Linked DNA regions of Mus musculus: regions 1, 2, 3, 4, 6 and 7 are each linked to region 5. The links are chromatin loops, found by intact Hi-C in ENCODE. Cell type or tissue: left cerebral cortex. All regions are shown on one strand.

What was found. Hi-C counts contacts between places; a loop is a spot of excess contacts. Peaks named below come from ENCODE experiments on the same cell type or tissue, not always from the same donor. Only the 100,000 strongest peaks of a DNase experiment are listed, where the experiment ranks them.
Region 1: it touches region 5 in a loop (9-fold over the local background); 6 of 42 quality-filtered maps call a loop at or near these places.
Region 2: it touches region 5 in a loop (4-fold over the local background); 5 of 42 quality-filtered maps call a loop at or near these places.
Region 3: it touches region 5 in a loop (4-fold over the local background); 16 of 42 quality-filtered maps call a loop at or near these places.
Region 4: a loop joins it to region 5, with 2.5 times the contacts of the local background. A loop is called at or near these places in 25 of 42 quality-filtered maps.
Region 6: it touches region 5 in a loop (3-fold over the local background); 24 of 42 quality-filtered maps call a loop at or near these places.
Region 7: it touches region 5 in a loop (2.1-fold over the local background); 6 of 42 quality-filtered maps call a loop at or near these places.

The regions. Positions count from the first base shown.
Region 1 is chr3:100,362,852-100,366,851 of GRCm38, reverse strand. No RefSeq gene overlaps it. Among named protein-coding and RNA genes, the nearest start is that of Gm32471, 53 kb to the left of the region's middle. In left cerebral cortex, no CTCF peak of the experiment used is centred here; DNase peaks (open chromatin) are centred at 1,433 and 1,976; H3K27ac peaks cover 599 bases.
Region 2 is chr3:100,486,468-100,490,467 of GRCm38, reverse strand. Tent5c (terminal nucleotidyltransferase 5C) reads left to right here and starts at 1,276. Exons shown (of 2, transcript NM_001142952.1): 1 at 1,276-1,374. In left cerebral cortex, no CTCF peak of the experiment used is centred here; DNase peaks (open chromatin) are centred at 1,072, 1,831 and 2,490; H3K4me3 peaks cover 2,059 bases.
Region 3 is chr3:100,570,740-100,574,739 of GRCm38, reverse strand. All of the region lies in intron 12 of Man1a2 (mannosidase, alpha, class 1A, member 2), which reads left to right. Among named protein-coding and RNA genes, the nearest start is that of Gm40106, 31 kb to the right of the region's middle. In left cerebral cortex, no CTCF peak of the experiment used is centred here; a DNase peak (open chromatin) is centred at 2,068.
Region 4 is chr3:100,558,095-100,562,094 of GRCm38, reverse strand. No RefSeq gene overlaps it. Among named protein-coding and RNA genes, the nearest start is that of Gm40106, 19 kb to the right of the region's middle. In left cerebral cortex, no CTCF peak of the experiment used is centred here; a DNase peak (open chromatin) is centred at 2,430.
Region 5 is chr3:100,420,202-100,424,201 of GRCm38, reverse strand. It overlaps Gm32471 (a long non-coding RNA gene), which reads right to left. Exons shown (of 3, transcript XR_375895.3): 3 at 2,124-4,000. Among named protein-coding and RNA genes, the nearest start is that of 4930406D18Rik, 4.2 kb to the left of the region's middle. In left cerebral cortex, a CTCF peak has its summit at 1,653 (motif pointing left); DNase peaks (open chromatin) are centred at 1,642, 2,640, 3,185 and 3,652; H3K27ac peaks cover 1,423 bases.
Region 6 is chr3:100,552,623-100,556,622 of GRCm38, reverse strand. No RefSeq gene overlaps it. Among named protein-coding and RNA genes, the nearest start is that of Gm40106, 13 kb to the right of the region's middle. In left cerebral cortex, a CTCF peak has its summit at 1,567 (motif pointing right); a DNase peak (open chromatin) is centred at 1,542.
Region 7 is chr3:100,357,306-100,361,305 of GRCm38, reverse strand. No RefSeq gene overlaps it. Among named protein-coding and RNA genes, the nearest start is that of Gm25802, 56 kb to the right of the region's middle. In left cerebral cortex, a CTCF peak has its summit at 2,138 (motif pointing left); a DNase peak (open chromatin) is centred at 2,121; H3K4me3 peaks cover 329 bases.

The sequences.
Region 1 (4,000 bases), 57 kb after region 5:
TTTCTGCAGGACACTTTTATGTCAGTCTCTTTGCTATGACATCAGCCATGTTTGTTCTGCTCCTTTTTATCCAGCACACAGGGTATTGTTTTACTTATACCAAGTATTCAAACACTTGCCAGGTTAATAAATAAACAATGTTATGGTTAATTAGATAGGACATAGGGAAGAAAGGGAACAGCCTAGAATGGCTCCAGATTTTCTGGCTTCAGCCAGAGGGCGGGGACAGCGTCGCTGACTTGCACTGAGAATGTGCAAGAAGGAGCCTGTGCAGAATTTGTAAGGACCTAAGTTTTGGACATGAATTTGGGCTCTTGTGGCATATGCACCAGTTCTTTCTGGTAGTAGAAGTTCTGTTTATGTCTAGTTTAGTAGACAAACATGACTGGAGATCTGGTTGGAGATACCTTAGAGAGCAGGGTGTGTCAAAAACCAGGGGTAAATGAGACCCTACATGACTTTCCAGTTTGGGAGAGAATCTCTAACTGAAGAGGAACTTCAAGGACAATCCCCTCAACTGGCATACACCTGGAGATGTCTCCTAGCCCTCAGAGTCCACCTACTTCCTAGCTTCCACCAGGACCAGGAGAGTCACTAGCCACCAAGCCTACTCTTGAGTTTGGGAGAGTTTCTTGGAAGGCTGTGTGAAGCTGAGCCTAGCACATTGACCTTTGGGGGCAAACCAATGCCTTCTAGGGTAGGACAGAGCTCCCCACCCCTACCTGGCCCCTACCTCTGTTATCCATCCAAGGGTGCCAAGAGCTTCAAAAGCATTTCCATATGTGGGTAGGTTTAATCTTTGATCTTCTGGGCTGCAAAGTACTGCTATGTCTACTTATAGAAAGATCAGAATCTTGAGATGATAACAAAGCTAACCCTGAATCTGACACCTGGGAGGTTTCCTGCCAGAATTAAACACCTTCATCTGTATAGACAAGGTTTTCCATTCACTTGTTTTGTACCATATGGAGAGGAGGGGGTGGATTTAACTACTGGATGCTATTGGAACAAAAGGTCTCAGAGGGCAGGCAGCAGCCTGAATATTAGCTGTTTGTCAACTCTTGTCACACCCACTCACAGGCAAGGGAGGTCAAGCTGCAAAGCCACCTGGTGTGGGAGTCTTGCTTTTGAGTGCCACCAGCTGTACCTGTGTGGTGAGTCCCTGTAACTCCTGTTTCAGAGCAAGTACTGACCGGGTGGATCTTAACCGTAGCTTCCCTGAACTCTCTTTGCCCACCCCTGGCTCATCATGGGTTTAGAGGTCTAGCTCTTTAACTGAATTACAGTTAGTCTTCCTCTTCCTCTTCCCCTCTCCCCCAACTCCCGCCTCCTCTCCCCCCACTGCCTCTCTTCCTCCATGCATGGTTCAGGTTCTCACTGTGCAATCTGGGTTTTTTCTAGAACTTGCTATGTGGCTCAAGCTGCCTAAAATGCATAGTTCTTTTCATTTTGTCTCCCAAGTACTGGAATGACAGATGTGTGCCATCACATCCAGCTAGCATTACTAATTCTAAGGTAGAATCATTCGTTTGGAGCGGTGAAGCTTCTAGAAGTTTCAAATGAACAGAGCTTCCTGCCTCCCACCAAATTCTCTTAAAAACAAAACCAAAAATCTGGACACTGAGCTTGACTTCAAGTCCACTTCAGATCCATTGCTGAGCTACAGCTGGTGTATTAGTTAAATCCATAAAAGCCTGCAACTGGCTTTCCTCTGAGCATTAAATCACACCTGGCACATTTGGATACAAGCAGTGTTGGAGCGAGGGTGGATGGGGTAAAGCGCAGGAGAGAAAAGGGGATTCCCATATTTTTCCCTTGGGTTTTCTAAGAAAACAAAAATTGTTTTCAGAAGAAGAAACACCCCCACAGCCTCTAGATTTTTTTTTATAACCCTTACTGTGACACAGAAAAATATGCTCAAGTAAGCCTCCTTCCCACTCAGTATGCACCATGTGTTTCCTTCCACACTGGAGGAAATAGAACATTACCCAGGTCTTCCCCTACCCCTGGCCAGAGCTAACTAGGCTAAGAGTAACTTCACAGCTTATCAGTATACTCAAAATGGGACCATTTCCAGAAGCAAGGGGGCTATGAGTCCTGGATAGGAATCTCAAGCTAAGATGAACAGATCAATACCCCAGGGCATGTCTCACCCTTGCTTCACATATTCATAATTCAGCAGATACTTCCTGGCTTTCCTCCATGCTGGCAGTCACAGAGGATGGGAGCATAGATGTAATACATTACAGTGATCTCACAGATCTCAGTGCCTGGTGGGAGCAACTCACCAGCAAATGAGCCACTCTAGCACAGAGTGTGGCAAGGTCAGGGATGGGGATTTGACCTGGAGGCTCCAGTGGCATTCAAACTGGGTGCAGAGTGGAGACAGAGCCAAGAAAGACTTCCTGGAGAGAAGCCTCCCTGCATTGTGTTCCATTGGGCCAAGGAAAGGAAGCCAAGCGGAGTGGAGAGGAGCCATTGTGAGAAGAGGGAGCAGCATAAGAAAAACAGAAGCAAATGAAAGAAAGCACTCTTGGCATTTCTCTGGAACTATAAAAAGCCAAGAGTACCTTGAACTCTGAGTGAGGAAAGAGAAAAGGTGAATTTAGAGCAGAAGGCAGTGCTGGAGGGAACGGGTCGTGGGGTTTGATTTGGAATTACTAATGTCTTCAGTAAAGAACAAGGCAATCTACACTGCAGGTCTCCTGAGTCATGTGTCTGTTGAATTGCTACTGTAGCACAAAAGTAGCCACAGCCTAAGAGTAAAGCAATGATCAGGTCCCAGTAACACTTTACTTGCAAAACCAGGCAGTGAACTGGCTTGGCCTGTGGGTTAGTCTACCAATCCCCGAAGTCACTCAGTACAGGAATAGGCTGACCAGCTCATCTCTGTTTTCCCAAAGCTTCTTAAATGTTCGGCCCATGAATATCTCAAACCTAAGAAACTCTCATCCCTAAGCAACCAAGAACAGCTGATGACCTTATCTAGAAAGCTTGTTAAAAAGTCCAGACTTTTAACTCAGCCTGCTGATTCAACGAACCACAGTCTAGAGCTGGGAGAGAACCAGAGGATGGGGTGCCATATACGGGTAAGAGAGTCATCAGAGATGAGAATCGGTTTCCAGGCAAGAAGCCGCACACCCATGACCCTACCTAGTTATAATGAGGGTGCAGTTTGAGTGGCCCTTTAAGAAAGTGGATTTAACTGGGTAATAGTACTTGGTATGAGGCTGGACATTTATGCAAAAAAGCTGTTTGCTAAGTAACCTCTTTGAACCACAAAAAGAGGAAGACCCCCTGGGCAGATCACAGGAATGGATGAACCAGGTGAGTTCCCCTGTCCCTCTCACTGTCTAAAAGAACCACTCATGGGTCAGTGTGCTGTCCAGGAATGAAGAAGCAAATGAGTCCTGTGCTGGAGTCACAAGCTATATGTTCCACTAAGGTACACACGTAGATAAAGACAGTAAACAGAGAGGAAGATAAACTTTGGCCCCAAATGACAATTTTGGAAGTTGTTCATGGCCAGTTCTTATCAGTAATAACTCTACAATGCCAGGGCTGAAAATTTCCTTTCCCAAGCAACAGGTGTTTGGCTTCTGTTCACAAATGGCAACTGTTTGGTTTAAGCAAACAGAGTTTGCTCTCCCCGTTTCCTTAATCGGCCCCTTTTAAACTGAACTCCACAGCCATGGGGGAATTTTCCACTTGATTCCAAATGGTGTTTGCTATCTTCTGGACTGTTCGCTTTTCAACCCAGGTGAGTCTTGTTCTGAGAACATCAGTACATGAAAACCCATATTTACAGTTGAATTACATAATCATCCTTAAAGTTTAAAATGGGCTTTCACTTGCAATATATATATTTAATGAATGGCTAAAGCACATAACCATCTCAAGCTATCAGAAATATATTTCTAGGCAACTGAAAGGTAAGAAAGCTTGTAGAGTGACAGGACTTAGTGATTACATCACACATCTCTGACGTCACGCAGCCATG
Region 2 (4,000 bases), 66 kb before region 5:
TTAACGACTGCTTTCTGATTTATTTAGTACCTGGCATGAACTTTTTAGCAAGCAGTGCATGATTAATAGCTATTTCCATAATATTGATCTCACGGTTATCTCGTCCTTCCTCCCATAATACAGATGGGAAATAGTGTTTTTGGAGGATAGGTCAAGACGGTCAGTAAAGCTGGGCGTGGTAGACCACGCCTATAATCCCAGCAGTTGGGAGGTGCACAGAGGTGGATCAGTTAAAGGTGAGCCAAGGCTACTTAGAGGCCTGTCTGGGGTTCAGGAGGCATTGTCTTAAAATAAAGACCAAACCACAATAGCTTCTTGCAAGGCCTTCCGGGTAATTAAGTGGTGAAGGAGAGTTCCACAGCGGAGCCATCAACTATGTGTGTGTGAGTGAGTGAGTGAGTGAGTGAGTGTGTGTGTGTGTGTGTGTGTGAGCCATCAACTATGTGTGTGTGAGTGAGTGAGTGAGTGAGTGTGTGTGTGTGTGTGTGTGTGTGTGTGTGTGTGTGTGTGTGTGTGTGTCCCACACCTGCGAGCAGTAACAAGCAGCAAAGACCAGCGCTGCTCTCTGGAGAGCTGAGCTGCTGTGCTTAAGGCTTTGGCGATAGCTTCCCGGGATCGCCAATTGCACACAGGTGGTCCGCGCGGCCACAGCTGCTTCCTTCCCCCCAGGACCACGACCTCACCTCCAGCCAATTTGTTCGAGGAATCAGAAAGATTTTTCCAGGGCCCACCTAAGAGTTTTCCGACTTCACAAACACCGCGCGAGGCAGGCGTGGGCTTCCACTCCCGGCTCCCGGAAACCAGAGAGCACTGGGGCGAGGAGCGCCTAAAAGTTTGAAAGAAGACGCGCCCGCCAGGGAGCAAGCGGGGTAGAGGGAAGGACAGTCTAGGCAAGGGAAAGCTAAAGAAGACGGCAGAGTGGAGCGGAGAGGACAGAGGAAAATTGTGCCCTCAACCCCAAAGTTAGTTCGCCGCCCACAAAGCACCTCTCTATTGCGCCTGCGCAACGCTGCCTCTTGGTCACCCCGCCCCTTTGCGCCGCCCGAGGTTTACTCGTCTCTCGGCAACCATTGACCCGAGGAGCCAATCAGAGGGCGGCGTTCGTCCGGCCCCCCGCCGTCAGCGCGGGGCGCAAGGATCCCGCGGGGCCCCGGCCGGCGCGCCCCGCCCTGGCTCCCCCGGGAGGCCGGCCGCGGGGCGGGGGCAGGGGCGGGGAGGCGCGGGGGAGTGGTCAGGCCGGTTAAGATCGGAGGGGGCGGCGGCCGGACCGCTCACTCGCCGCAGCTGTCTAGGGGCCGCAGTCTCCGCTCCGCTCCTGCTGGGGGCTGCCCACGCCAACCACCTGCCTCAGTCACCTCCTCTTCCAACGCCCAGGTGAGTCCACACTCCCCTCCTCCGCAGGTGGGAGGATGCTGCTGCGGTCCTCCGGGGCGGGGGGGGCGGGGGGGGCCGCGCTTTCCCGCTTAGGGTCAGTCCCGGCAGAGCCTGGTGGCATGCCCCGGGGATGGAGGAGAGATGCCAGCAGGTGTCAGGACCCGCCTGGCTCCCGCGTCCCTCACGCAAACTTTCCTCTGTGAAGGAGGCAAACTTTTCGGAGACCGTGGCCGGGCTTTGGCAAACTTGGGCGAGTTCCTGCTGCCCCGGCAGCCGGAGTGTAGGGGGCTCTTTCCCTGCACCTAGTCGGTGCTCCGGCTCTGAGCTGCGCCCCTGTGGCGCGCACACCGAGCCCGGAACCCGGGCGATTTTGAACCCCGCGGTTTTGGCGGCGCAGATGAAGACGCAGCGGTCGGGGCTAAAGCCTGGCCGGCGAGGGGAGGGCAGTTTCCTGGGCTCGGTGCCCGGGATGGCGGCTGAGATCCTTCTCCCTTTGGGACTGTGGACACCCAGCGCGGCCAAATGATCGAAGCTGCGCGTCTCTCGGAAACTTCTCGAGAATTCAGCGGCTGTGAAACCTGGTTCCTCCCCTTTGGGGATCGAAAGTCGCTTACTGCGTAGGCTGAAAGCCATGTAGTCAGTCCGTTGACTCTGATAGCGGTGCTGTCGGTGGCTTAGAGGCGCGGCTCCCGGATCGTCCGGGTCAGGGAACTTCTTTAGCGCAGTTTGCGAGGAGGGTGAGAGCCTTCTCCATAGGAAGAAGTTGAGGAACCTGCAGTACCAGCTGGTAGCCTTTACACCTAGCGCGGGCAGGCTGGAGGGCAGGAGACCGCAAAGTCCTGGAGGGCTGGTGAGGAAATGCCTAGTTGGTTTTTCAAGAACGCAAAACTTCCACCAGCATCGATTGTCATCCCTAGGTGGTCTAGGCCTCTTTTCTCTCCTCTCAACCTTTAATGTGGAGAAACCGTTCAGAGCCCGGACCCAAGTCTTAAGCCCCTCCCTCAATTGAGGATAAAGTGCTTACAACGAAAGATTTAATAGACTTACTGATTTTTTAAGAATAGCTGTGTATGTAATAGTTTGAATTATGACGAGTTTGGTGTTCTGGAAATAAAGTTAAGATGGTCAAATCCTCCTAAATTAGGTCCCCAGCTGCCCCGCTACTCTGGGAAGGAGGGTGACGGTGGCCATTGCTGGCTACAACAACTTCCACTGTAATTTGCTTGGCAAGGCAGCGAGGGAGCCAGAAAGCTAGCCAGGCAGCCAAGAGGGTGGTAGGAAGGCTTACCAAGAATTCTATCTTGCTGGAAGTCACCAGAGGTGTGATTGTTTTTCCACATCTTACCCCGCAGTCGAAGGGTGTGGGGTGAGGAGTAACGAAGAGCCACTTTTCTCTCCCAGCTGCTACAGCTGGACCACCAGTGGTCCTGTCCTCTGCTGGCCTTGTTTGTGGGGATGGAGGGCTTAGTATCTTAGTATCCGGATCGGACAGCTGAAACCTTCTCTCTGAAGAGACACTTTGGTTTAAGAAGCTTTTAGATGGAGAGTTCGATGTGTGGAATAATTGTCCCAGGATCTGCACAGGATGTTGCTTACTATAGTTAAAATTGTGGGGGTTGTTGAGCGATCTCTAGACTGTTACTAAAAGAAAGGTCCCGAAGTTTTATGAGTAACTTTAGTGTGTGCACCTAGAACAAACAGTCACACTCTTTAGTCTGAGTTTCTCCCATAATACCTACCTTGTATCTAGAGATTAAGTTTGTGAACTCAGAAGGGAGGACTTGGCTCCTGGCCTGTTGGTCTGAGTGTGAGTGGAGTGCCAAGGGCTCGCTCTCCAGCTTTTCCAGCTCTGCTGCAAGTATAGCTACCAAGCTTTCTGCAGGACTTCCAGCCTCTGCCCTCCATCACCAACCCCAGTGGGGATGCATCCCCCAGTGTCCAAGGGCAGGCAGATTATACTTGCTTTGCATTGCCCATGGGAAAGTCCAGGAACCACTCAGCAATGAAAGCAATTTAAAAGGGGACTGTTGAGCCCTGTTGTACTATTAGTTAGGCTCAGCTGCAACAAAACTGGAAAGCTGCATTGAATGTTTCCTTTCTCCCTCCCTCCCTCCTGCCCTCCCTTCCCAGCTTCATCTACTAAGTAGTACCCTGTCTCTATCTCTCTTCTATGCTATGCTGTCGTAGAATCAGCCATGGAAGAAGGACAGCCTATATTATTAAGAAAAGCTGTAGAAGCAGAGATGGGCTAAGAGTTAAGATGATGGCTAGGGGGTTCTTATCTCTTTCCTGGCCTCCTGGACACTCTCTCCTCTCTCTTCTATCTCTCTCTGAATGTTTGGAGATTAATAGGGAGTGAGTCAGAATCTGAGGTGTTTCTTGGTTTAAAACTAGTCTGTTGGTTTTTTCTCATTATTGAGGTAACCGGCGAATAGGGGAGATGCCTTCTACCATCCCACTGTTTTGACTGTAGCTGTTGAAATCGTATTATGATGGCACCAGCTTTTCCATATTTGACGACGTGCTTGTGAGTTTAAAGCTACTTGAGAAAAGCTGACCTTCTAATTTCTTGAACCTGAGGTTTCTCCCGCTTTGTAACCTTTTGACTGGATGCGTTCATTGAAAG
Region 3 (4,000 bases), 150 kb before region 5:
CAAAAGCTAAAGACAGTTGAATATTCTCAGTTTCACATTGTCCGACTGTGTATGTATCTGTGTAAGTATGTATTTGCATATATAACTGTGTGGTATCTTCAGGCAGTGATGCTGCCTAGAAGCTACTGAGGTTCTCTCTCTTTAGCTGCATCTCTTATCCTTTTAAAAAGCACAAACGTCAAAGATACAGCCTTTATAAAAACTGATGACATAATGTGAAGGTAAGATGAGATAAAAGTTCTATGAAGATCAAAATTAACAGTCTTAATACTTCGAAGAGAATTACAGGGTAGCATTGTCCCTTAACTTCTTCTGAAATGTTAGTTAACTCTAAGATAGGCTTTTGTTAGAAGCTGAGAGGTGTTGAAGATTGCTTTGTCAGGTGGCTATATTTGGTGTAGATCATTAAAGACTAGCAGTTGGGTGTGCTGGACTACTGGACGTGGTGACTTTTTGACATGGCAGCGGCATAGTTACATCAAAGTAGTGTTCTAAGCCTGAATATTTTGCCATGGAAACTATCCCGTGAATTAGCTGTTGCTAAGGCTTTTTCTCTCTAAAATCCAAAGGGTTGTATGATGGCTTTTTTGTTTTGTTTCCTTTGGTAGTTCCTATATTATTTGTTTATTATGTGTGCTGATGGTTTAACAAAATACTATATAATGAAGAATAATATGAAATAAAATGTGCGATATATCAATAAATCACATATACTAGGTTCATAAGAGAACCATTAATGAAATGCTAGTCGTTTGCGAAAAAATAGTTAGTTGCTTAACTTGCAAAACATGAAGAAGATGTAATGGCAGTGGTGGTATTTGAACATTCAGAGTTGATGCTGAAAGAGGATGAATTGATGTCTGGAAGAACAGCCACAAAAACGACAGTAAAGTATCATGCTGGGGCTGCAGACTCCTGTATTGAGTGGTTCAGTGCAGGGAGATTCAGTAAGAAGGTAAAAGAACAGATAGTGGTAATGTTTCCAGGGTGGATAATTATGGAGATTGTGATAGGAGTTTAAGAAGAAATTGGTTTTTCAGAAAAAGGAATTGATTTTAATAAATATTTTGAAGAGAAAGTTCAAAGGATAAATATTCAAAGCCTGAGTATGAAGAGTAAAAAAAATATCTGTATAGTCCCTTGGAATTGCCTCACCTAACGGAAACGTTCCCGTTCAATTTGGCAGACTAGACACAGTATATTTACTTATGCTTTCTTGAAAGCCATTAAAGTGACTACAGAACACTAACTAGTCGAGTAACAGAGGACGAGGGCACTTCTGTCAGCACATATGTAACTGACATAACCGGACAGAGAAAGCCAAAAGTACCTGGGTTGATTTGAACAAGCTGGCAATCTGCTACAATGCTCTGCACCTTTGAAAGGTGGAGTTTGAGGATGGGGGAAGGGCGTTTCCATGGAATGGTGGACTCTTGCTTCTATCCTGCCTCATCTGTGTTCTAAGTGAAAAGAGATCTTATGAAAGGAGCTTCAGCAACAAGGCTGTGGACTCTGGCTGAGGGAGCAGCCACTGCTGAAAGTGAGAGATGACTGAGAGACTTCCTTCTGAGGAAATTCAGTAGCTCACAAGAAATGAAAAGCCTCACCAAGATAAAATAACCATGTCCTTACTCAGTAGCAAAGCCCAAGTAAATACCACCCTCCCCTCTGCTTCAGGCTAGCCTTTCAGCACCTTATGTTTAAGCATTGGCCTGTGCATTAGCTTGGGAGTGTTTGATACTATGAGATCTGTGTATATGTGTGTGCTGTGAGATTAAGAGGATAGTTCACCCAGCTTGATTACTTAGGCCTGAGAGAAGTTCTTTAAGGTTAAAGTCTGGAGTGCTCATACGTAAGCAGGTAGTAATGTCACCCTGCTGGGTTCCTCAAATTGCAAGACAGAGCTTTACATTCCTAGCTCTAGGAATTGTCTGTCTGTGTGTTTTAGTAAAATGGTAGCTGATAAAAAGTCTCACAAGCTGAACAAATCTAGGAGCCTACACTGCCGGGAGCAGCTCTCCAGCACCAGCCCACACATTGTTCACGAATTTATCTTCTTTGAATTCTACAATTTCAGGCCTTTGTATTACCTCCTAGCATCAACTAATTCTTCTTAAAAACCATGGAAGTGTTTTCTACCTGCCTTTAGCCCTACAACTCTCCCTGCACAGCTCTCACAGACTGAGCTCATTTGCCATGTGTTGGAATCTGATAGAAAGAGCAGGCATGTGGAGGTTACCTCACAGCCAGATTTTCTCAGTTCATATGCACCAGGCATCTAGGAGCTAAGGGAAATCAGGAGTTAGTGGGAAACGGTCTTCTTATTAAATTTATTATTAAAGGAAGCAAGACAGCAAAAAAATCTGAGTGAATTTGCTGCATTGTGTCTGCTACTCCTGATAATAAAGTCTCTGGGGCAGCAATTGTGTCTGTAAGTCTCCATGTCTGAAAGTCAGTCTTACATTATTTGAATCTCAAGTATTTTAAAATAAACTCATTGCTTCTACTTCCTTGCTCTTGAATTAGCTTTGCTCTCTAGGTTTGTCTTTAGATCTAAATCATCAAAGTAGAAGAAAGATACACTGTTCATACACTCTATCCAGCAAGCGCTTGCTGTTAAGTGCTTGACCTGTGTTGGCTGTTTGCATATGTCAGTATGTATCAGTAAGTACCTTGGGGAATAATCCTGTAAGAGTTTACATCCAAAAGTTCTCTGCATTCTCCCTAACTTAATAGTTGCTGTTTCCATGCCATGGGTATCATCTGTATTCCCCATCATTTGCTTTCTACCCCTGCTTTGTCTTCTTTGCAACATCACTTCCTAATGCAGAAGTGTGTTATATGTGAAGTAGGAGTTCAATGTTTGCATCTAGGATCACTTAAATAAGTTTTAGTTATATGATTTTATTATTTCCAATTACACTTTTAAGACATTTTTGACTGTTTGATGTCAAGTTTTAAGTTGTTCCATAACCGTTCTTTTTCTCTTCTGTCTTTTAACAGCATTTTTATTTGGTTGGGTTTGGTTTTTGAAGACAGAGTTTCTCCATATAACAGCTTTGGCTGTCCTGGAACTCCCTTTGTAGCCTAGGCAGTCCAGGTCGCCTCAAAGTCACGACGATCTGCCTACCTCTGTCTCCTGAGTGTGTCACCACTACCCAGCATAACATAATTTTCTTAAACATTACCAAAGTAGAATATAAACTCCCTGGAATAGATTCAGGGGTGTGTGCGTGTGTGTGTGTGTGTGTGTGTGTGTATTGTTTATTGTTTTATCTTTATAAACTGAGGTTTATATATACAAGTTTTAATATTTAATATATGCCAGATGAAGAGTTGAATCCCTTGACTCCCATGGGGACAGGTGACAACAGCAGCAGTCTTTTTTTTTTTTAAATTTTTTTAGATATTTTCTTCATTTACATTTCAAATGCTATCCCGAAAGTCCCCTATACCCTCCCCCTGCCCTGCTCCCCTACCCACCCACTCCCACTTCTTGGCCCTGGCGTTTCCCTGTACTGGGCATATGAAGTTTGCAAGACCAAGGGGCCTCTCTTCCCAATGATGGCCGACTAGGCCATCTTCTGCTACATTTGCAGCTAGAGACACGAGCTCTGGGGGTACTGGTTAGTTCATATTGTTGTTCCACCTACAGGGTTGCAGACCCCTTCAGCTCCTTGGGTACTTTCTCTAGCTCCTCCATTGGGGGCCCTGTGTTCCATCCAATAGATGACTGTGAGCATCCACTTCTGTATTTGCCAGGCACTGGCATAGCCTCAAAAGAGACAGCTATATCAGGGTCCTTTCAGCAAAATCTTGCTGGCATATGCAATAGTGTCTGTGTTTGGTGGCTGATTATGGGATGGATCCCTGGGTGGGGTAGTCTCTGGATGGTCCATACTTTTGTCTCAGCTCCAAACTTTGTCTCTGTAACTCCTTCCATGGGTATTTTGTTCCCCATTCTAAGGAGGGACGAAGTATCCACACTTTGGTCTTCCTT
Region 4 (4,000 bases), 140 kb before region 5:
TTGTTTGAAGCATTTCTTTTGGCTTTGTCTGTTTTCACATTTCTTGATTTTAAGAAAGATAAAGAGCTTGTTTTTATACACCTACTTGAAAAGTAGAGCTTACTGTCCCCTCTTACAAAACAGCCTTAAACTAGTCAAGAGTGAGGCAGTTCTAACAGCAATTTGGGACACTTAGGAATTTTTACATACAAACTTTTGGGTGGGCACATCTTCATTTCTTTTGGGTATATATGTATCTAGAAAGGAAACTGCTAAATCATGGTACAGTTGTTCATAACTTGCTTTGCTTTCATGCTGTAGTCTGTGTAGGTGGGAGTACCTGGTTTCATCCCTCCACTGCCTACCAACAGGAAGCTGAGGCCGCTGTAGTGATCTTTAAGTTCAAATTGTGCATTTGGATATGAACATGCCAAGGTGCACATGTGGGGGTCAGAGGACAGTTGTGGGAGGCATTTCTCTCCTTCCCCTTCCCCCATGTGGCTCTCTGAGATGGAACACAGGCTATAGCGCTTGGTGGAGAGAGTCTGCCTGCTAAGCCTTCCCATCAGCATCATTTAGTGTTAGTTCCCAGCTCCGTAGTCACTGGCACTGGCCATCCATACAATCAGTGCCTCTCTTCAGGTTAGCTTTGCGTATGCTCTGCCCATTTTTACCTTTTATTAAGCTGTGAGTTCTGAATATACTCGTGTTCTCTAAGATGTTGATGTGCCCTCTGTCTTAATGGTGCCCTTGAAGAACAGAAGAGTTTAGCATTGATGAAGTGCAAGGTCAATGTGTTCTCTGATGGAATATGCTTTCTTGCCTAATTTAGTGTCACCGTGACTTTTCATGAAAAGCTAACTAGTTTTAGTTAGAGGCCTGTTATCAGTTCTGAGTTTATCCCTGCGTGTATGGTGAAGGCCTACTGGTATTGTTGTATGTGGACAGCGCTTGCCTTTGGCATTGCTCTGGCACCTCTGTGAGCAGTGGATGGCTGCTGTTAAGGCTTTATTTCTAGTGTCATCTTGCTCACTGACAGTTGTCTAGTCTAGGGCTATGAGGGTGTTAGTGGGTAGCTGGGCAGCAGTGTTTTTCAGCCAGCAGTGGGATTTGCACCTCTTTAATGGAATTTGCACCCCTCTGTTAATAGGCAGTGTTTTGCGTTTACTTTAACCTGAACATTCTGTGTTTTCTGCCCATACCTAAGGCTTCTTGCATAGGCTTTGACATAACCATGGCTTCCCTTGCTCTCTCCTGAATCTGCACTCAGCCTTGTTCCTCGATCGATACATAGAGCCTTCTAACCACCAGGGCCATAGGGCCTGATACAGCATAGCTGCCACACTCCACAGAGCTCTGTGGTGCCTCTGTCAGCCAGTCCACAGCTTGCTCAACTGGAACCAAGACATCAGGTTACCTGTATTGGCTTTTCCTGTTCATTTGCTATTAACATTGCATGTCTCTTCTCTCTTTCTTCTTTCCCTCCTTCGTCCTCCTCTCCTCTCACCCACCCATCTCCACCTCTAGGGTCAGACCTGCAAATGCTACAGAGACTTCTATCTCTGCTCCATCTGTTCCCAAGGAGCAAGGCCTGGGTCCTGAGCATCTCTATACTATAGTGTAGACCCAGCCCTGCCCACATAGCCCATCCCACTCTAGTAGAACTGCTACTGAAGTTGGCTGGAGGGAGGGGAACTTTGTGGTCTCAAACGCCATGGCTTCACTGTTCCGTTCCAAGGCTCATAGTTTTCCCTGAACAGTTAGACATGAGTGTTTTATATCTGTAACCAGTCTCTAGCATCCTAAAATGCTTATTTGCGTTTTTATTTTTTTTTAATAGCCTCTTTAGGAGGAAAGAAGTTGTTGAACTTCTAAAAATAAGTTCCTATTTTTCTTGCTCCAGTATGACTAAACATTTTACAGAGCCTTCCTTGGTTTCCCTACCTGCAGGCTCTCCCATCCCACACTGTCTCCATCACATTCTGCCTTGCATGGCATCCACATAAGGACACGTCTTCACCTGGTTAACCACAGTGTAGTTGCTTCTTAACAGACTAGACTGAGCATCATTTTACTCCAGGTACTTGTGGACTAAACACCCCAGTCCTTGGGCCCCAAACTCTTCCCATCAGACCAGATCACCTTATTTAAGGGTGACCACAGTCCACTCTCTCGTTTCTGCATTTTCTGTCATCCGAACATTGCAAAAGCCATTTAAATCTAGCCATGAGAAAAGAGCTAAGTCAAGCTCATTTTGTCTGTTGTTGGTTTGTTTTGTTTTTGTTTTGTTTTTTGGTACTGTGGCTGCACTGCGAGCTTGAAGACAGGCTTCGGTAGGGAGAACAGTGAAATCTAGCCAGTAAGAAGCTGGCCAAAAATTGTACTTTAATCTTCCCCTGGCTGAGTGGAGTAAACCTGTAGGCAAGTTAGTCAACTTTGGGTATAATCTTATTTCCTGTGAAATGGATCTGGGCTAGAAAACTTGAAAGTGACTCATGGCATACTGTTTCAAAATCTAACCTGCTTGCCAGCAGCTGTATACAGAAGTCAAAATAAAACCCATGCCTTCAGACAAGGACTGGCTAGCTTCATACTGGAGAGTGTATGTTCGAGTGCGCAGGTGTGTGTGTGTGTGTGTGTGTGTGTGTGTGTGTGTGTGTGTGTCTCGCACATGCGCGAGTGTGACGTTCACACTTGAACATTAACAAGGGATGCCAAGATTTTCGTCACGCTTGGCATAGGTGTGGAAAATGAAGGGGTTCTCATCATTTTCATTGGGGGAGGGTGCCATGGGGCACCTGTGGAGGTCAGGGGATGACTTGCAGGGACTGGTTCTCTCCTTCCAGCTCTGGGTTCTGGAGATTAAATTCAGGACATCAGTCGGGCTGTTGGGACTACTCAGAGCAGTTAAGTCGGCTCTTCCAAAGGGCCTGGGTTTAGTTTCCAGCAACCATGAGGCAATCTACATCTTGTTTACAACTTCAGTTCCAAGGGATCCCATACTCTCTCCTGGCCTCCATGGGAACCAGGTACTCAGGTGGTAGACAGATATACATGGAAGGCAACACACACACACACACACACACACACACACACACACACACACACTCACTCACACATTTAAAACATAAACCCTCAGGTATTAGCTCTTCTTTGAAAGTCTGGTAGAATTCCTCACTAACGCCATCTGCCTTGGGCTTCTTTTGGTTGGGAGGTTTTTAATGACTTTTTCTATTTTTTTAGGGGATATGGGCCTGTTTAGATAGTTTACCTGCTCCTGATTTAACTTTGGTACGTGTTATCTGTCTAAAAAATCATCCATTTCATCTAGATTTTCCAGTTTTGTTGAGTATAGGCTTTTGTAGTAGGATCTGATGGCTTTTTTAATTTCCTCAGTGTTTGTTGTTATATATCTCTCTTTTCATTTCTGATTTTGTTAATTTGGCTACTGTCTCTGTGCCTTTTAGTTAGTTTGGCTAGAGGTTTTCTCAAAGAACCTGCTTTTGGTTTTGTTGATTCTTTGTATGTTCTCTTTGTTTCTATGTGGTTCACCGAGTTTGACTATTTCCTGCTGCCTACTCAAAAAACAGCAGGCTTAGGGCAGATTGAGCCAGAGTAGAGCAGAGGGAGAGGAAACCAGAGATAAAACAGGTTAGTCACTTAAGACTCACGGTCTCTTCTGAAAACTAATTCTAATCTTGAGCAACAAAGAAGCCCCAAGAAGACAGTGGCATTACAAAATGACCTGTCTGCCTGTTTTCAAGGGGTTCCTTTGGTTTCTGGGTGCTGAATACAGTATATGGGAGCCATAGTTGGAAGAAACAGAGCAGCTGGGTGGGAGGAGGGTACTGAAACGAGCCGGAAGAGAGCATTGTTGACTTAGAGCAGCAGTGTAGACCATGGATTTGTTCCATGCATTTGGGAGACAATAAGAGAAGTCAGGCCGGGTGGTGGTGGCACACACCTTTAATCCCAGCACTTGGGAGGCAGAGGCAGGCGGATTTCTGAGTTTGAGGCCAGC
Region 5 (4,000 bases):
ACACACACACCAAAAAGGCTAAGTGTCTGGGTTTCTATGTTCTTAAGGCAGGCACAATTATAAACTTTCAATGTGGTAGAAAGAACAAGGATCCAGGTCCAACTAGCTGGAATCTGGTATCCAGGGCCCACGTTCTAATGTTCTCAGATATATTAACTTCTAAGCCTTGGGGCTTTTTGTTATAGGGTACTATATTTTGGTTATCAAATAAGATCTGTAATCATCTCTTTTAAAATACCAAGACCATCAAATGTGATAATTGATGTCAATGATAACAATGAACCTGAAGACAGAGTAGGGTTGGAGCCAGGGGATACCATCACACCTGGCTGACAGGGACTTTGCTTGTATGCCTTCCCCTGAAAGGAAGTCAGTTCCAACATACAACCTTGGGTTGTAATACCTCTGAATAAACTGGGCATACTGATAAGGTAGAAAGCTCCAGGCAAATGGGGTCCAGCTTGATCTCTTCCAAGAGGAGCCTGCCAGGTCCTGATGTTTAGTTGCCCCAAACCTATTGTCAGACTCATCAAGGAGTGGCCAATGGCTTAAATGACAGCCAGAACTTTAGAAGTGGAGTCCAAGTATAGAGGTGCATACCTTTAGTCCCAGCTCCCGAGAGGCAGAAACAGGCGGATCTCTAGAAGTTTGAGACTAGCCTGATCTACATAGCGAGTTGCAGGCTAGTCAGGAACTGTCTCAAAACAAACGAGCAAAGGAGCTGTGGCCTAGAGATTAAAAAATGGCCTTCCATAGAAACCACACCCAGACTGCCTCCCATCTCTTTTTAATCCAAATTTTAGTTCAGAATTTTTCCTGTGACATCAGCATCCAAGGAGGACACCTACCTGTTCTTCCCCAGCTTCCTGTTCCTCCTTTTCCTTAATCTTTCTTACCCAAGCTTAAGTCCGAGTGCACCTGTAACATAAATTGCTAGAAAAGTAAAGTGTCACGGGCCACTTGTGTTGACTTAATTTATGATGCTACTTACCTGGTGCACATGGAACGCTGAATATAAGCTTCTAATCATACGCTCTGAGACTAAAGTAAATGCAGAGATTAAACATCATCAAAAGACCACGATAAAGAAGGTTCAAAGTGTCTTTAATGGACGGAGGTGTTGGTTTTGCCGAAAACAGATGGCCATCACCAAGGGGCAGTGACATTCAAATTCGGTTCCATTGTTTCTGGCTCGTCATATACAGCACACCAGCTGGCTCTAACTGGACTCGCTGCAAGGCCTTGATGTAGCACTGTAATGTGACCTTTATGGCATACAAACATCATTTCCACACTGTGTCAGCCTGCGGTCCTCAATTCATTTATTTATGCCCATTAAGGTTCTGCTTCATGTTGCCCATTGATCATTCAGAGAGCGCCTGTACTTTATCATATGAAACAAGGGATATAGAGTCTCCATGTGACTGCTGAGGATTTCCTTAGAAAGCTTCTTCTGGTAGCTGTTCAGGCTTTGCAGGAGGAAAACAACAACAAACACACACACACACACACACACACACACACACACACACACACACACACACACACACACACACAAAACCCACACAAAAAGCTCTTCCCAAGAGAGCAGGTGGTAGTGGTGGTGGTGGGAGTTGTTCCATATCGCCCCCTAGTGGTGGATTACTTTGCCATCTACATAGTTCTGGAGAGATAGCTTGGCTTGAGATGCAGAGGATAGCACTTGGAAATGTTGACATTTTGGCTGGGATGAGGGGCCTGGACATCAGGACAAGAATGGAGACCTGGATAAGTTGGATAAGCTAGGTCGTGACTAAAACTGAGGTGTTTTTCTTGTCACATGACCTTTTTTTCTCTACTGATTCCTTCTGGTCATTGGAAAAGTCTACACAGGAAAAGTGTCTTGGACTCTGGGAAGGGGATCTAGAACCTGCTTTCATTGGCATTTAGGGCTCCAAAGACAGCAACAGCAGCTACTGTGAGATCTATGGCTTCCTCTGGCTCCCTTCTAATTTCTGGTACCTCGCAACTCTGTAGGAACCTGGACACAGCAGGGTTTGGGCTAGAAGACCATTCTGAGGGCCAGGTTTTCTCTGGATCCCCATCTCCTGGGTGCTGATTTGTGCCTCTTTTTTTTTGGGGGGGGGGGGAGGAAACTTGAAGAGAGAATTCTTAAATACTCAAAGGCTGTAAGCATGCCACCCTTGCTATGACATTCCTCCCCCAAAGGGCCCAGGCCCAGCATCCACATGTAGAAGCAGATGAACTGCCATTTGAATCCCAGTTCTGTCACTCATTCATCAAGCCTAAGATACTCTTGACCCTGTGACCACACTAGGGTCTTAGCACCTCACCCTACACTCTCACCATCTTCTGGAACAACCATCGGAACCTCTGAAGACTCTGCCCTCTTCTCTGAACAAGAACAATATTTGGCTTCCTTTGGTGACTCATTTTTCCACCCAGAAGACTTTCCATGCATACCCCAGGCTGCTGTGCAAACGGTGTCTCTGGCCCTCTTGGGTGTGTGTGAGGCTCTATCCTGGAATTGTGGTGAAGCCGGATGCTATTCTGAGATGTTCTGTAGCCTTCCAGCTATTTCAGGCCCCAGCGGTCTCTCTGTCCATGTTGCAGCCACAATTTCCAAAATTCATCCTTTTATACCCCTGACACCCCTGGATCTAAAATAGCACCAATCTGGAGGTGGTGAGAAGAACATGTTAGAAAGAGTGGGCATGTGCACATACGCCACCCTCAGTCTACAGCTGGCCAAAGAACCAAGAAGGAGCTAGGCCTAGAGACCAAGATCCAAGATGGAGCTGGACAGAGACAGCAGGGGCGTATACCCTCATCCACACGTTGGAGCAGCAGCAGTGTGAGGAACTGGCCAAATACTGCAGGAACTCACTTCTTGTTTGCTGACTTCTCACTCAGTCGGAGATGGCATTCGTTTATCCAGTTCACAAGTATTCCCAAGTGCCTACTGTGTGCCCGATGTTTGGGTGTTGGTCTGTCTCTAGATCTGTTTCTATCCACTGGTGGATGAAGCCTCTCAGGAGACAGTTGTGCTAGGCTCCTTTCTTCAAGCATAGCAGAGTGTCATTTATAGTGTCAGGGGTTGGCTCTCTCTCACGGGGTGGGACAGAAACACACTTAATCACAGAGCCATCTCACGAGCCCCACAATATTCTCTTCTTCATTACAAAAGACAGAGATGCCAGAAAAATCTGTACCCGTGTGAGGTCCACAGAGCCAGTGTGGCAGGGCAGAAATCTGAACCCACAAACCTCTGATCTTAAGAGTTCAAGTAAGATCCTATCTGTAGTGCACAGTGGCATCCGATTACGGCATGGGAGCTCATTGAGATGCAAAGTGTGGTGAAGGTGACTGGCCTGATTCCACAGGGTTTAACCTTGAGTCAGACGCAGGACTCCTTCCTCAGCCCCAATACAAGGAGACCAAATTCTTCCTTCATACTTTTGGGTTCAAGGGCCCTTCCTGTACAGTGGGACAGCCTAGGCTAGGGTTGGACACTGATCACATCATAGTTCTATCTGTTTCGGTAAGGAAGTTCCTGCCCTAACCTGTTCATCTGGGATTCCTTTACTCCAAACAACCCTACACAACTTGGATTTCATGTGCTGGTTTCTTCCTCTGATAAGCTGCATACCCCAAGCAGGGAGAGGTTCCCTCCTCTGCATTCCCCAGACTTCCAGCCTGCACGTCTGGCACCTTGCTTATCTTGTTGTTTGGGAATAGCCTTGCGCATGTCTGTGCATGCCATCCCATAATGTAGTGTTGCACACACTTGGAACTCAGGTGGTCCAGAGCACCAAAAGGACAGATCACTTCAGCCATTTGCAGTTAGCTTGCAATTTTTATTTGGTCGCAGCTGCTTTGTAAGAGTTTTGGAAAATGCCCTCTTTCCTAAGCCTGGATTATGATACAAACGTGACCCAAAGCACACAACAAATACTTGTGGTGTCTGGGTGCCAGCACTGAGGACATTTCTGAAGGCTTG
Region 6 (4,000 bases), 130 kb before region 5:
CCTCTAGAATTTGGTCCTCTGGCCTTTTGTCACTAGGAGACAGGAAAGAGGGAGTGAAGTGACTGGTGAGGTTAGTGAGAGGCTGGAGGAGCTCCCAAGACCTGCTCTTTCTCAGTGTAGTGGGGAAGGAGAGAGGTGGTGTCAGGGACAAGTGACTAGAAGACTGTTTCACAGGAACGTGGACTTCACAGGACTACCAGAACCCAAAATGGGTGCTCTGACAATTCTCCCATCACAGGCAACTTTAAAAAGCCAAATGAAATTCCAGGGAAAAGGGGAGATGGGACAGCCCTCATTTTAAAAACAGCATTAAATAATTAAAAATTAATGATGTGCTTATTAAACCAAAGTACTAAAATATGGCTTGAGTAAAGCCAAAGAAGGAAGCCCTGAACTCGGTCCAGCCAACCATGACCTGAGGGCTTGTGCTAATGTGGAGAAGCACCTAGGGTGCCTTGAACATGTGTCTCAGCTGCTCACCTACTTTCTAGCTCATCCAGGCATGAGGAAGGGCTCTGCTGTCTACTGGGCCAGGATGCCTAAAGGCCCAGGTTTGAGCAAGCACTTGTATGTAACCTAGAAACTGAATCAGTTTGTTTGGAGGTACCAGCCTTGGGAACAGGAAGTCTTTGGGCAAAGAAGAACAGAAGAGAAAGGAAAAGGAAGATGGGTTCAGTGTGGGAGCTGGGCACTGCCGAGCTAGCCTCTGAATATCCAGGGCCCCTTGAGCTTCCTGTCCCCAGCCTGTCCTTCAGAGGCTGTTTCCCCTCACAGGGCAGTGCATGGCTTCCAGCCCCTCATTTTTTTTTTTTTTTTTAGCCTCATTGCTTCCTGCTTAGCAACTTGCACTGTATTAGCAGCAAAATAGGTGTCTGGGGGTAGCTGATGGGGAAGGAAAATAAACTGAGCCCTGGGCAGGCTGGACAGAAAGTGTGCTCACATGATGACGTGTGTAGGCCGGATGCAGGGATACCGAGAGGCGGGCGTTGCACCTGTGAGGATACCAGCATTTGTGGATACATGGTTCACTCTGTGTGACCAGTCAGAAGGATTGGGTATGGTGGGGTGCAAGACAGCACCCATCCATCCCACTGACTGAGCTCAGCTCATGGAGACAAGGAGAAAGGCTTATCCTACTGCATCTAGCAAGCAAGCAAGGCCAAGGCCAAAGGCAGCTAACCTTGTGAGCCTGGCCTGCACAAAGAACCAGCGCCATATCACCTCCTTTTTCCGGACAAGAGAGGCCACATCTCCCAGGAGGCTATGGTCTGTGTGCTGGGTTCCTTCAGTGAATGGAGCAGAAGCCATTGGCTAGGTAGGCATAAGAGATATATGAGAAGGATTCAGTCTTCAGAAAGCTGGAGACCTTGGCTTACAGGGTGGATAGATATCAGGGCCTGAGGATGCTGAGCTTACAGAACCCCACCCAGGCAGTAGTTCTTCTGTCAAGCATGGTGATAGTATTTATCCCCTTCCCACCAGCCTAGTATCTGTCTCTATCACGGTGGGGTGCATAGCCACCGCTGATCTATAGGAATATCCGATAGATCTATGACTTCCCAGCAGAGGGAGCTTTCCACCCTTTGAGACACAGAGAAAGGAAAGTTGTCAAACTCAAAAGGCCACCAAGGGGACTGTGAGTAGTGGGAACCACCACCTCAAGGACGAATACTACCTGCAAAGTCAGACACCTGGGTTCAAGTCCTGGGCCATTCACACCTTCTCTCTGTGAGCCTGATCCACACATACAACATCTCTCTCCGCCTTTTGTTATTTGTGGTTAATATTACTCACCTTCTCACAGAGTGGGGTGGAAATTAACTAGTACCCCACATGACATCACAAGGCCCTGCCAGCTGAGGCTCAGCCCATCATCTTCCATTTTTACCCTCAGTCAAGGGTAGAGGGGCCCAGGACTTCACCCAGGGACTTACCTGACACCTCCCATGCTTGTTGAAAGGTAGAAGGTAGTTATGCCCAATCCTGAGAAGTCTATAAAATTCTTCTGCAGTCAGGGACTTGCCATCAGGAGTGGAATATACTAGGTCCTGGTAGTCCAGTCCTTTCTAAGAGGGCAGATGTTCTGCTAATAACATCAGGGATCAGCCTCGTTATCATACACAGTAGATTTGGTCCTAGAATCACGTTTTTTTAGATGAGGGACTGGACTGTAGGCCACCAATCAGCTTGAACAAAGGCAAAGACTCCGCCTACTAGGCACGTCCAGAAGGGCCCACTGAGTCCTGGGAGCCTTCTCTGAAAGCCAGCACTACTGGAAGAGCTATAGGGATCCTGTCTTTTCTCCATATCTGGGGCATTTCTTCCACATCTCCACAGCCTGAGCAGAGCCTGTGACCAGACATAGGTGAGTCTAGCTGGAGCTGGGACTGTCCACCTGGCTCTGTCCGTCTCCTCTCCCTGGCTCACAGATGGCAGCTATGGATCTGTAGTCAGAGGAGCTGTGGCTCTGAGGTTACTCTCCACAAAGACTCGGGGTCCACAGACTTCCAGCAGTCCTATGAACATATCCTTGAGCCATCCCTTAAGATCACAGAAAACTGGGATATCCTGGAAAGCTCCCAGGGCCTGTGAGGATGTTCTCAAAGGGCACCTGCTTGACACAAGCTCGCAGGTCCCTCTGGGCACGCAGGGGCGCAAGTTTCAGACCAATTCCCCGGAAATGATCGCCTGTTTGCAAAGGGCACCCGGAAGCTGCGCACAACTGGCTCAGGTGAGGGCCAGCCCACTGCTTTGTAGCCCTTGGAACAAAGTGTTTCTAAGAAGCATGAAATGAAACGTTCTGAAGGCTGGTATTTTTCCACTTGGCAAATACCTATGATTTATAGGCACAGGGTGCTCCGGTTCACTCTATTCCGGATCTTCCTCTGACCACATTCCATCCGCTCAGCTGGGGCACAAGGGCTAGGGAATCACTAGCCCCCCATGAAGACCCCCTTGTGTCCTGCCCCCTGTGGCTGAGGAAGTGGCCTGAACAGGGTCCACAGCCACCCAGACCTATACCTCAGGGACCATTCAAGTGGCTCTAGAAACAGAACAGAGCATTCCCGAGCTCCAACCAGAGCCAGCTGATCCTGGAGACCCCACTTGGCTTGGTTTCTAGGTTCCCACCATTTCAATGCAGAAGAGCATGGGGCTCATCGGCACACTATATCCTCAAGGGGAAGTTGTCCCTGCTTGGTCATAGTGGTAATGAGGTTCTTGGAACTTGGACATTGTAATCTGCTACTTGGCTGTTCCATTGGGTTGAATCAGAGCGCCCCACCTCTCCCCCACACACACATCCCCACGGCTGCAAAGAGATAATTTTTGTTGATAATTTTAAAATCAAAGCCTTCTGTTGATAATTTTAAAGTCTGGTTTGCGTTGGGGAAAACATAAAGGCTGAAGAAATTTCAGCTGGAGTTAGTGCGACAATGGGGTTAACTGAACTGAGCAAGCCTTGATGGAGCACATGTTCCTGGAAGGTTGCTGGACCTGCAGCCGGCTGTGGAGGTAAGGAGACCTGTGTGGTGTCCTCTGTGCACAAAGACCTCAGTCTACACAAGCCCAAACCAGGGACCCTCCTGGACCCCACAGGAGAGGCATGCTACATAGCAGGCAGAAATCCGAGAGTCAGAAGCACTTCATGAAAAAGGTGACAAGAAAGATGGAAGAATCCCCTACAAACAAATATAAGAATACAGAAAAGGGAAGAGGCAGACTTAGTCACTGAGAACAGCCTCCCTACCTTAGCATTCTCTTCCATGTCTGTGGTCTACCTTTCTCTCTCTCTTCCTAACCTGGACTGTTCACACTCATTCATATAGTCCTCCATCACACACACCCCAGATATTTACAAAGCTTGGCATGTCTGGAGCACAATTCTAAGAGTGAGACAGCAGCTCTGGAATTTGTACATTCTCTTGCTGGGTAGAGACAGGTGGCAACAAATGAATGAGCTGATGATATATTGTAATGCCAGTCTTGGTAAGAGTGAGAA
Region 7 (4,000 bases), 63 kb after region 5:
TATGTGCTCATGTGTATGGAGACCTTGTGTGGCTTGTTAACATAACACTGATTGAGCCATATTCACAGCCCTTAATTTAAGACTTTTCCTAAAACTGACTTTGGATTAAGGAATGCAGGAATATCTGCTGGAGAAACAAAGTGAGGACCAGGCGATGTTGAGCCCTGTTGAAAGAGAGCCTTGAGTATGATCCTTGGTAATGAGCTTGGATGTACTCTTAGGCAGTGGATACCATAAAAGATTTCAAATTGGAGGGATGAAATGACGTAGCTTATATTCCAGATCCGTGGCACCATGTGTGATGAACCTTTAACATTTAGATCAAAGGCACATAGTGGTGATGCATGGCAGAGACATAAAAAGATGAGAGACAATCCAGAGCAGGGTGGGAGGACAGGAATGGACTTGGGTCCTTCGAGGGGTTTACTCGGATATAGGAGACAAGTGGAAGGACCCAGGGCTCATAATGAGAACATGAAGGATAGAACTGGACAGAAGAGTAGACGATGCAGGGACAGCAGATGAGGAAAGATGAGGAGATGGAGGCCTTCCACAAGAGCCAACCAAAAAAGGTGCCAAGAGGAACCTGCTGAAGAAGGAAGAATCAATCATACCAGTGGGGCTGTCATGAAAAATCAAGACAAAGTTTCAAGCAAGAAGCTGATAGCGTCTGTGGGGCTGTGAGAGTCTGTTTGATCCAGTCAGGAGGACCAGTTTGATCCAGTCTGTTTGATCCAGTTGAAGGACTATTTGAGCCCTGAGCCACATTGCAGAGAATGGAGGGGCAGAGAAGAATGTACGGGCAAGACGTAGATGGCTCTCTGCGGGTGGAGGGGCTTGACAGTGAAGGACGGTGGAGGTTTAAGGAGCAGCTGTGTTGAGTGGGGAAGCTTTTGAGAACATTGAGACACCTGAGAATCTGTTTATAGTGAGGGAAAGACATGCCAGGGAGCTGCGTGAGCTGTCTTTCAGAAGTGCTAACAGTGGCTCTCAGCCTTCCTAATGCTGTGACCCTTTAGTACAGTTAGTTCCTCATGTGTGGTGACTCCCAACCACGAAATTATTTTTGTCTCTACTTCATAGCTATAATTTTGCTATTGTTATGAGTCAGAATGTAAATATCTGTGTTTTCCAATGGTCTTAGGTGGCCTCTGTGAAAGAGTCATTTGACCCCCAAAAGGGGTCACAGTCTACAAATTGAGAACCACTATGCTGGAGGAAGGCATCTTCCTGCTGTTGGTCCCACTGAATACAATGACATCGTCAGAGATTCTTTAGTGTGCCCACGACTTACTGCTCTTCCAGGCTATGCGTGGCTGTATGTTAAGGGGGAGGTGTGGGAATCCAGACAGACCCAGAGACCACATTAACTTAACTCTGGAGCCCCTCGGGATAGACACAATTCTCAGGCCAGCAACCTGCTTTCCAAGGGTCTCTCTGGTGGACAATCCAGAAAGGCCACTTCTTACCAGTTTCTAAAATGCTATTTATTTTCAAGGTCTATTACTTTAATTCAGTTTCATTCAAAGGGGTCAAATGTCTCCTGGGTGCCTTCTGAGCCCAAACTTGCCCAATGATGGGAACACTACTCATACCCTTAGAAATGCTGTCTTTTGTAGGTGTTCAGCTTTTCGGGGATAAAAAGATAAATTGACATAATAACCAAGTTACTGCTTTCTAAAACTGTTTAGACCCCCCCATACCGCCCTGATTCTAAGCTCCTCCATTCACTTAGCTTAAGTAGCAAGTACAGGCAGTCCTGGGTTGAAAATCAAAAAACTGAGATGAAGGAAGCTTGTCTCTGCTTAAAAGAACCTTACAGGGAGACCGAGAGGGGGTGCCCATTCTCTGGAAGTCTTGATTGTCATGGTCAAGATTCGGATGGGGAGAGCAGAGAAAGTGCTGACTGACCAAACGTGTCTGAGAAATATGGGAGAGGGTGTCATCAGGGAAAGCTCCCCAAGGGACCGTTTGGAGTAGAGCTTCAAAGGGCTGTCAAACGCTGATGTTCAGTAACTGCGTGGGGACCGGGGAAACTGGCAGCTTTCTTCTAGGGCTGAACCTGAACATACCGGAAGCCAAAATACTTGCAAGCCCTTTGTGTCCTGAGAGCCTGCTGTCTTTCTGCATGCTGACACCTAGTGGCTGTGTACATTTTTCACACTTTCTTAGAATGCTCAGGCTCCTCTCTTCCCCCTCCCTGGTTGTTCCAGTTAAGGAACTAGTGGACCCCTGATGGCGGACAGGGATGCCTCCCATAGCCCACAGCCTGTGAAGCTGGGACTGGACTAGAATCTCACTCCCTGGACTCCAACATCGGATTGACTCTGATGCAGTCCCCACCACAGCCAAGCTCTCACCATTGTTACAGAAGGTCCAGTAGGTCTCACCTGAGTGTGCTGGGACATTTCATGTCCCACTTGCAAGGGTGGGGACATTTTAACATAAAAGAAACATGGAAGCTAGTGGCTTAGCCAAAGAGAAAAAAAATGGGGTATTTCCTTCTCACCCCATTCCTACTGGTCCAGCCTTCAAAGACCTATCTCACTTTTGAGTAAACATGGTTAAGAGATGCTAACAGAGTGGATGCAAATTGTTAGCTTTTGGTATTGGGAAGCCAGAATGCTATGAGAGATTGGAGGGAGAGGCCTCTAAATTCATTTCTTTCTACCTATAGCTGCTAGAAGAGTAAAATCATTATTGAGTCTCAAGGGCAGTGGGTTCTAAAAACACCTGTCAGCTGTTGCATCTCATAGAACAGTGTATTCAAATATGGTTCTTTGTTAGAGCTGAAAGTTTACATGTCAAGTGTTTCAGAAGCTCACCTGGCACTGCAAAATCTACCATGGCGTCAATGTCCTTGCTAGCAACCATCCTGGCTAATCTTCACACATCACCGTGTTATGAGTGGTCATGTTGTCTTTCTGTTATATGTTTTGTATTAACGACAATTTCAGGCTATTAGTTTGTGCCAGCAGTTAGTGAAGAATAGATCTTAAGGAGGATACAGTAAAAAACATAGGGCTAGCAAGACTAATAGAATTGATACAAACCACAGCAGCTAAGGAGTGAACAAGCTCGAGGAAAACCTCTCCATGGAACAATAGCTTGAGAGAGAGAAGGGCTAAAACACGGATTCTAATATTTGGTCTCAGTGGCCCCATCAGCTTGGGAGAGAAAAGGTCTACCATTTATCCATCCTTGAGGGAGCTCCTGACATTTCATATGTTCATGTGTAGCATACTGTCAGGGAGGCAATACTGAGACTCATAGTGTTTGTTTTTCCTGAGGTCACATATGTATTATATGACAGTGATGCTCAGTGGAACAATGAGACCTAAATTATTTCACTGGTACTTTAATTCGTTTATGTCTCCAAGGCTGGGTTGTCTCTAGCCACTCTTGTTTTTTCTTTTTTTTTTCCATGTAGTATGTGTGTGTGTGTGTGTGTGTGTGTGTGTGTGTGTGTGTGTGTGTGTGTGCACATGCGCGCGTCTGTGCATATATGTATGTGAAGGCCAGAAATCAAGCTCTTTATAGCTGTCCCCCTTATCTCCTTATTTACCAAGACAGGATATTTTACTGAATGGGAAGTACATGGATTGGCAGGCAGGGTGACTAAGGCATCTCTAGGGATCTGTCTGTCTGTCTTCATTTCCTCAGTGCCAGGGTTACAGAAGTGTGTCACCATTCCTGGCTTTTTATCTGGGTTCTGGGAATCTGAACTCAGGTCCTTATGCCCACAGGGTGAGCATGTAACCAACTGAACCTTTTTCCCACCTTCCTCTCCCTGTTATTTGTTTCTTTTTGACATCCCCTACATAAAGGCTATTAACATGAAGGAAGAATGGTTTCTGGCTGGAAGTAAAGAAAGCTTATCTAGGTAACAGTTCCTGGAGGGGCCTGGCCATGCAAGGCTGGACCTTCTTATCTTCCAAATTAAAAATTCTGGGTTGCTTCTGAATAACTCATAATTGAGGCTGGCATCCTGGCTGGTGAT